Regions from separate parts of the Homo sapiens genome. Here region 1 is linked to region 2. Evidence: chromatin loops called from intact Hi-C (ENCODE). Cell type or tissue: K562. All regions are shown on one strand. Each heading gives the region's core, and the rest is flanking DNA. Links, peaks and the distances in the headings are about the cores only. Region 1 holds the start of LINC01639 (long intergenic non-protein coding RNA 1639). Region 2 overlaps EFCAB6 (EF-hand calcium binding domain 6).

What was found. Peaks named below come from ENCODE experiments on the same cell type or tissue, not always from the same donor. Only the 100,000 strongest peaks of a DNase experiment are listed, where the experiment ranks them.
Region 1: it touches region 2 in a loop (11-fold over the local background); 1 of 110 quality-filtered maps calls a loop at or near these places.

What each region holds. Positions count from the first base shown.
Region 1 is chr22:43,397,399-43,401,786 of GRCh38, reverse strand. It overlaps LINC01639 (long intergenic non-protein coding RNA 1639), which reads right to left and starts at 1,456. Exons shown (of 4, transcript NR_146918.1): 1 at 1,333-1,456. In K562, for the core only: no CTCF peak of the experiment used is centred there; a DNase peak (open chromatin) is centred at 2,236.
Region 2 is chr22:43,619,816-43,624,203 of GRCh38, reverse strand. All of the region lies in intron 20 of EFCAB6 (EF-hand calcium binding domain 6), which reads left to right. Among named protein-coding and RNA genes, the nearest start is that of EFCAB6-AS1, 110 kb to the right of the region's middle. In K562, for the core only: no CTCF peak of the experiment used is centred there; no DNase peak of the experiment used is centred there.

The DNA of each region.
Region 1 (4,388 bases), core at 197-4,196, 220 kb after region 2:
TGGAGCTGACCAGGGCCACACTGTGGTCCAGCAGGGCTCTGCCACCTCCACACTGCCATCTCTCCCCAGACCTTCCTCTCCTCACAGCTCGTGGGGTCTCCAGTTCTCTGCCTTGAAGACAAGCATACTTTGTATCTCACTGAACCAAGGAAACCCTCACCAGCCTAAACCCTAAGCTGCAGCCCTTCCTGAAACTCCTCTCTCCCCTCCAGTGTCTGCCTCCCTCAAGAGCCCTCTACTTGGTACCCCACTTCTCCACACCTTCAGGTACGCCCGGTGCACCCACCCCTCTCCATCTGCATTCATACTTGCTCGCATCAACTGACCTAAGAAACAGGCCTCTGTCCCTCCCACCTCACCCTCCTACTCCTGCCCCATCTCATCCACCTCCTCAACTGAGTTTCCTTAAACAGCCATCGCAGGTGCCCTCTCTGCTTCCCTGCCTCCTCAGGCCAGGCCAGGGCCACCAACGTTCTCCCTGGTGTCTAGTGTGGTCTTGCTCAGACCTCATCCTGCTCACTCCTGGCATATGGGCCCCTCCCCCACTCTCAGCCGCCCGGCTGTGGCCCTCAAGTCTCCATGGTCTGGTCCCAGAGTCCAGCCTCATCCAGATGCACTGACCAACTTTCTTCTCCTGCCCTGGGACTCCATGCTGGCTCAGTCCTCTGCACCCTTGATAAACAATCACAGCAGCAATAACAAAGATACTGCTTCTCTAGAACGAACATGGGCCCATCACTGAGCTGAGCATGAATTAGCCAGTTCCGTCTTCCATCAAACCTATTGATTTGTTGACTCCAGAAAAATTCAGTGAATGCCTACTCTGTGCCACTCACTACTCTCAGCACTGGGGATACAATAATGTAATGATGGTATTGTTCCAATTGCACAACTGTGGAAACTGAGGCCCAGAGAGGCTAAGTGACCTGCCTGGGCTCACACAACCACGAGGTGGGTTCCAAATCCTACACCCGCACACACACCCGTGCCATGGCCTCCCTGTGGGCCACACACTCCAGAACCCTGCCCCCATCCCCCACTCCTCTGTCGCCCCTGGAGCCCAGCATCCTCAGTGCTTTGTTCTCTCCAGAAGCCCCCTCCCACCACCGCCACCACCCGCCGCCAGCCCGGCTGCTGCCTCCCTGGGAGCTGCTGCCAAGCCGTCAGCTCCTGTCATCACCCCAAGGCAGCCAGAGGGAGCACCAGCAGCAGCTTTGGCACACGCCACCTCCGGCCGCTCCACAGCCACCAGGCCAGCAGGATGGGCGCCCCTCCCGCAGCCATGCCATGGGAGTATCAGTGCAGGGGGATCCAGCCCTCCCCATTACAAACCAAGAAACCGACGCTGGAGAAGAAACTCTGAAGTTCAGCCAGGCCTCCGGTGACAGTGGCTAAATTTGTAAAATCAACCCATCGTGGTGATGATCCAAAGTCTCTGGAAGGCAGTCCCTCTGCTGGCATAGTCCCCTGTTCAACCTGCCACCAGCCTCTGGGAGCTCAGTGGGGTGGGGCACTTCCTCAGAGGAGGGTTCTGACCTCCGCTCAGGTCAAAGTTCCCTCTCAGGTGCCCATGGCACCCACCCCAGGTGCTCCGCCAATAGTCAGCCCTGGGGTCACCCAGCCCTGAGGTCATCCAGCCCTGAGGTCACCCAGCCTTGAAGTCACCCAGCCCTGAGATCACCCAGCCCTGAGGTCACCCAGCCCTGAGGTCATCCAGCCCTGGGGTCGCCCAGCCCCAGCTCCCAGGTGACCTCCGTGGAATCACTCCTGTCCCCTCCCCTTCCTCCTGGTCAGGCAGGTGACCGCGGACGAGGTGTGGACTCAGGTCCTGTCCTTGCCTGCCTTCCTGCTATCCCTCCTGGGGGAGGAAGCCCTGGGAGGGAGGCGGGCGCCCTGCTGGGGCCACATGGGGACCGAGGAGCACACGTGGCCAGGCCCGACCACCACGAGACTGTGCGGGCCGCCTGGGGCTCCCCCACAGGCGGGGAAGGCACCCCCGCTGCGTGACTCTCTCGGCTGCCACAGGAACCTCGTCCGAGGAGTTTAAGGAAAAAGGTTGTCCTCTGAGGGGGCCATAGGTTGAAGGAAGGGGCAAGAAGGCAGTGTGTGGAACAGACAGGCCCACGCGGCTCCCAAGTCGCTGCCACCTCCAGGCTCCAGGTCTCCTCCCCGGGTTCAGAATCACAGGAGAGAATCCCATTGGGTTTCACTTGGGTCACGTGTCCAGCCTGGACCAATCAGCCATGGCAGGGGTGGGGCCATCTGGAGGGAGTCTGGCCAGTCCCAGAGAAGAAAGAGCCTGTGGGCGAGGCAGTCACCGACACGCAGCTTCCCATTTTACAGGAGGGAGGTGGACAGGCCCCCAAGGAAAGATCCCTGGGCACTGTGTCCTTGCGTCTCTGGATCAACCCAGACAAAGGCCCTGCAGTGGGAGGGAGCCACGTGTGCCCTGGTGAAGAGGAGGAAGAAGAGGTGTGGTAGGTCCCCAGTGGAGGTGTGTACCAGGTGTGCCCTGGTGGAGAGGAAGTAGGGTAATGTCCCAATGGAGAGGACCCCCGAGGCGGCCGACGGACTTCGGTCCATGCAGCAAGACAGACATGAGAGACCCCTGTTTCCAACAATGACACTGGTAATAGGAGCCCAGGAGATGACTGGGAGGAGGGAGGGAGTGGACAGGGAGAGATAGAGGGTGAGCAGCTGAACCCAGGCCACTGAGGACAGGTAGAGGGAGAGGAGCCACCGGCCTGGGCTCCTCCAGGACACCCAGTGGGGCTCGCTGGGTGACATGGGGGGATCGAGGGCAGGAAGCCAGCTAGGGGGAGGATGAAGAGTTCAGTTGGAAACACTTGAGCATGAGGTTCTGTGGGGTACACAAGAGAGCTGGCTAGAGGGCAGGGGCCACAAGGAGAGAGGCCTGAGCTTTGATCGGGGACTTAGGGGTGACTGGCAGTGACACAGGTGGCCCAGGAGGCCACGGGAGTAGTCAGGATCTTATAGGAAATGGCCAGAAGAGAGGGGGCCAGGACTGGGTCCTGAGGAACCCAAAATCCAGGAGAAGGGTGCAGAGGAAGGAGTGCGGGGAGAGCAGGGAGGGGTGAGACCAGATCCTGTAGGAGAACTTGGACTTAGCAATGGGATGCCATAGGGGACCTTGAGGAGAGGGTCCCCATGGGGGCTAGGATGATGGTGATAAGAAGGGGAGACATCCCCCGAAAAACGAGGCATCTCCCTATGCCTCTGAGTCTCCAGCACTCGGGAGCGATCCTCCATTATGTTGAGAATAATGACTCCAGTGTCCATCGGGGGCAGAGGTTTCCTTGGCTAGAAGAGACCACTGTCTGAAATGTGTTGGGAAATGGCTGTGCTGTGTTCCCAGGGCCACCTAGCAAAGCCAAGGTCATCCACATTTGACAGATGGAAAATGAGGGGAAGCAGCTCATCCAAGGGGCACATCCATGGCAGAGCTGGGACCAGGATCAGGACCTTGGTGTCCAGCCTCTCTTCCTGGCCCTGACCACATCCCAACTGCTACTTCCAGTGAATGTCATGGCCATAGTGGGGGAGACTGGTTAGACTTCCTCTCCTCAGGCCTTGGCCCTCCTTCCAGGGGCCTGAGCCAGACCTCTGCTTGACCATGATGCCCTCTTTAGCCCGGCCTGGGGAGGCCAGGAAGAGCCCAGCCTGCAGGTGCCCCAGCTCTCACATGGAGGCCTCAGGTGGGGTCAGCTCCTGCCAAGCCCCGGATGTCCTGGGCAGATGCCCACTCTGGTCACCACCAGCAAATGAACTCCAGAGAACAGCAACCACACTCACTAGCAAGCCAACACCAGCAACCCCACATACCAGCAACCCCGCACACCAGCAGCCCCGCACACCGGCAGCCCTGCACACCAACAACCTCAGGAAGGAGGCAGTGGGCATTTGAGTTCTCAACGAGGGCAATTCCAGGACTATTGTGGGAGCTTTGGCACTTGTTGGACCAAGATTCCCGTTCTGACTCTGCCACCTGCCACCTGCCCCCTGCACAACCTTGGGCAAGTCCGGACACCATGTCAAAACCTCAGTTTCCTCATCTGCAAAATGGGCTTTCTATGCCCATCTGCCAGGAAGATGAGGATTAAGGGGCCCCCCTTTGGATAGTTGCCTGGAGAGCGAGGGCCCCTGTTTATGTCAGGTATTGAGCTCAGCACCAGCAAAAGAGGCACAGGTGATCCAGTGCAGAGCCCAGCCTCACATCGCTCACTCCAGGGTCCTGATATTTCCTATAAATGTGATCCAGGATTGAGTTCCTGGTTCCCTGCCTTCGTCTGCACCATGCCCTCTGCTTACTGTGCCCACACCATGCCAGTTTTCCAGGCTGTCGCTAGCCCTTGGCCTGTGTCTGCACC
Region 2 (4,388 bases), core at 130-4,129:
CATGCCCTGTGTTGTGTTTCCTGAAGACATGTCCTTTAATACCCCAGCAGCCTTGAAAGGAGGCATTCCCAGCTGGTTTCACAGATGAAGGAGTGCGGGCTCAGAGAACAGTTAGTGACATGTCCATAAGGACACAGATAATGAGCAGTGGGGCAGGGATTTGAGCTCAGGAGTCTGTTGGGAGGGGCCACCTCCTCTGCCTGGACAGCCTGCCCTGTTCCACCTCCACCACCAAGCAGACCTGGATACCACCCCTTTCTTTTTCTTTTTTCTTTTTTTTCTTTTTTTTTTTTTTGAGAAGGAGTCTCGCTCTGTCACCCAGACTGGAGTACAGTGGCGGAATCTCGGCTCACTGCAAGCTCCATCTCCCAGGTTCACGCCATTCTCCTGCCTCAGCCTCCCAAGTAGCTGGGACTACAGGCGCCCACCACAATGCCCGGCTAATTTTTTTTTTTTTTTTTTTTGTATTTTTAGTAGAGACGGGGTTTCACTATGTTAGCCAGGATGGTCTCGATCTCCTGACCTCGTGATACGCCCACCTTGGCCTCCCAAAGTGCTGGGATTACAGGCGTGAGCCACCGCGCCTGGCCGGATACCACCCCTTTCTAAAAGTCTTCCTGCCCTCTTGGTTGGGCCCCTCTGCTCTCTGGGTCTTCACTTTCCACCTGTATCATAAAAACACAATACTTTGGAAAATGTTGAGAGTTCATAACTTTGCTGAAAAGAGGACACTCTCTTGTTTGCTTCATAACTGCCAAACATTTTCATTTTAAGGTATATAAATACCAAGTAGAATGACTGATCCAATGACTTATTCCTTTTTTTTCTACTTCTTCGATTCCCTTCCAGTCCTTGTTTAAAACACACTTGCCTTGACCATTTATCCACTTACAGCCTGCATGGAGTACATTTTAATGCACAAACATCTTAAAAGATGAAAGAATATTCTCATGTGTCCTTTTAGCAAAATTAGATAGTCCATCACCAAATACTGCATGATCAGATCCTTCCTGTTGGATGACTAACTGAATGAAAATACCAAATTTCCTTTTTTATCCTTAGAAATATATCATTCAGTCATCAAGCGCTTCAGCTGATACGATCAGTGTCACCATCATCTTTGGAATCTAGAGTGCTGTTCTGTCTCTATGCCTTCCTCTTCTGAATCATCTCATCATTGTGAAATCTCTTCCTTTCTCAAATTTTCTTGCCTTAGCCATTTGGGCATAAAGAAGGAATTCTGAATTTCCAGCTGCATTCAGTGAAATCTAACACAACACCCCGAGCATGGTGTCGTTGTCTTCTTTTATACATTCTTGAGAAATACTGTAGAACTTTGGGCACTGCCGCAAGAAAACTGAAGGGTGATGTCCTAGTGGTGTTTCATTTCAACATTATCTCATCCTGCCAGGTGATTCTATCATTTTGGTCTTGTTGTTATCTCTCTCTCTCTCTCTTTTTTAGCACAGTTAGGAAGAGTTGAAGAGTAATAATGAAATATTGTTTAGGATAATATATTATTTAGGTTAGATATAGTAAGATTAAAATCAACATCGCTAAGACCACATAACAAATGGATCCAGATAATAATTGCAAAATAGAATGAGTTTGTTTGTTTTTGTTTGCTTGTTTGTTTTGAGATGGAGTTTCGCTCTTGTCACCCGGGCTGGAGTGCAATGGTGCCATCTCAGCTCACTGCAACCTCCGCCTCCCAGGTTCAAGCGATTCTCCTGCCTCAGACTCCCAAGTAACTGGAACTACAGGTGCACACCACCATGCCCAGCTAATTTTTTGTATTTTTAGTAGAGACAAGGTTTCACCATGTTGGCCAGGCTGGTATCGAACTCCTGACCTCAAGTGGTCCACCCACCTTGGCCTCCTGAAGTGCTGGGATTACAGACGTGAGCCACTGCATGCCAGAATGAGCTTTATTTTATAAAGAAAATAAGTGATTTATTTTGTAAGACATCTAAGAATAATAAAAGTCATGAATACCAGCCCTGATTTTGGTATCATGGCACTGCTAGCTTCATAAAATGAACTGGGAGTATTCCTTTCTATTCTATTTTCTGGATTGTATGGAATGGTTATTCTTCCTTAGATATTTCATTAAATTAACCAGTGAAATCATCAAGTCCTGGAATGTCCTTTGTTGGAAGGCTTGTACCTATAAATCCAGTTAATTTAATAGTTATTGGATTATTCAGAGTTTCTATTTCATCTCAAGTGAGTTTTGCTAATTTGCATCTTTCAAAATATTGGTCATCAAGGTTGTCAAATTCATGGAATTAATATGGTTCATGGTGTTCTTTTAATTTTTTTAAAGTATCTGTGAAGTATTTAGTGAGATTCCTTATTTCATTTATCACTTTCATAGTTGATCTCTTTTCTCCTTTCTTCTTCATCAATTCAGCTAAGGCTTCCCACTTTCACAGATCTTTTAAAAGAACTAGCTTTTGTTTTTATTGATTTTTCTCTATTTTTCTGATTTCAATTTTATTGATTTTTGGTCTTTATTATTTCCTTCTTTCTGCTTGTTTTGGATTCAGTTTATCTTTTATATTTCTTAAATTGGAAACTCATAGTTTTTATTTGAGTCATTTTTTCTCTCATATAAGCCGTTAATGTAATGTATTTCCCCGTAGGCACTGATTTAGCTGCATTTCACAAATTTGGATATGTTGTAGTTTTAATTTTTATTCATTTTCAAATTATTTTCTAATTTCCCTTAAGACTTCCTCTTGGATCCATGGATTATTTAGAAGTGTGTTGTTTAATTTCAAAATATTTGCATCATGTTCAGGCCAGGTACAGTGGCTCATGCCTGTAATCCCAGCACTTTGGGAGGCTGAGGTGGGCGGATCACTTGAGATCAGGAGTTCAAGACCAGCCTAGTCAGCATGGCAAAACCCCGTCTCTACTAAAGATACAATAAATAAATAAATAAATCAGCCAGGTGTGGTGGTGGGTGCCTGTAATTTCAGCTACTCAGGAGGCTGAGACAGGAGAATTGCTTGAACCTGGGAGGTGGATGTTGCAGTGAGCCGAGATCGCACCACTGCACTCCAGCCTGGGTGACAGAGTGAGACTCTGTCTCAAAAAAAAAAAAAAAAATTGCATAGTGTTTAAATATTGTTCTTTTATTGATTCTAGTTTAATTCTGTTGTGGTCAGAGAACATATCTTGTGTGATATTAATTCTTTTCAATTAGTTAAGGTTTGTTTTATGACCCTGGATATGGTCTGTCTTGGTAAATATTCTGTGTATACTTGAAAAGAATGTGTATTCTGGTGCTGTTGGGTGGAGTGTTCTGTAAATGTCAGATCAAGTTGGTTATTAGTGTTGTTCAGGCCTTCTATATTCTTCATTATTTTCTATCTCCTTATTCTATCAGTTACTAAGAGAGGAGTGTTAAAGTCTCCAGCAATAGTTTTGAATTTGTCTATTTCTTTTTCTAATACTATTAATTTATGCTTCATGTATTTGAAACTCTGAGAAAAAAAATTGTGTATTATAATTTCCTAGGTATTTACCATTTCTGTTGCTATTCCTCTCTTTCTGAAGTTCTAAGTTTCTCTCAGCTATCATTCTTCTTCCCCTGAAGAACTTCCTATAGGACATCTTTTAGAGCAGGTCTGTTGGAGACAAATTGTCTTAGTTTTCTTCAATTTATAATATCTTTATTCTTTATTCTTGAAAGATATTTTTGCTGGATATAGAGTTTGGGGTTGACATTCCTTTTGTTTCAGCACTTTAAAAATGTTGTTCCATGGTCTTCTGGCCTCCATAATCTGTGGCAAGAAGTATGCAAGTATTCCGTTTTCTCATATTTAATATGCCTTTTTTCCCAGGCTTCTTTTCTTTTCTTTTCTTTTTTCTTTTCTTTTCTTTTTTTAACTAGCTCTCTCACTCTGTCACCCAGACTGGAGCGTGGTGGTGCGATCACAGCTCACTGCAGCCTTGACCTCCCAGGTCCAAGTGATCCACCTCAGCCTCCCAAGTAGCTGCAATCACAGGTGAGCACCATCATGCCTAAATTTTTATTTTTTCTAGAGACAGGGTCTTGCCATGTTGCCCATGCTGGTCTCGAACTCCTGAGTTCAAGCAATCCTCCCATCTCAGCCTCCCAAAGGGCTTGGATCACAGGCATGAGCCATTGCGCCAGACCATTCAGGCTACTTTAGAGATGATTTTTTTGATCTTTAGTTTTTCAGACAATTGATTATAATTTATGATTTGATTTGTTTGACCATGGGTTTTTTGGTGGTTTTTGTTTGTTTTGTCTTTGTTTATCTATTTTTGGATTTACTGAGCTTCTTAAATGTGTAAATTTATGTTTTATGCCAAATTTATGGCATTTTCAGCTATTATTTTTAAAAATGCTTTTT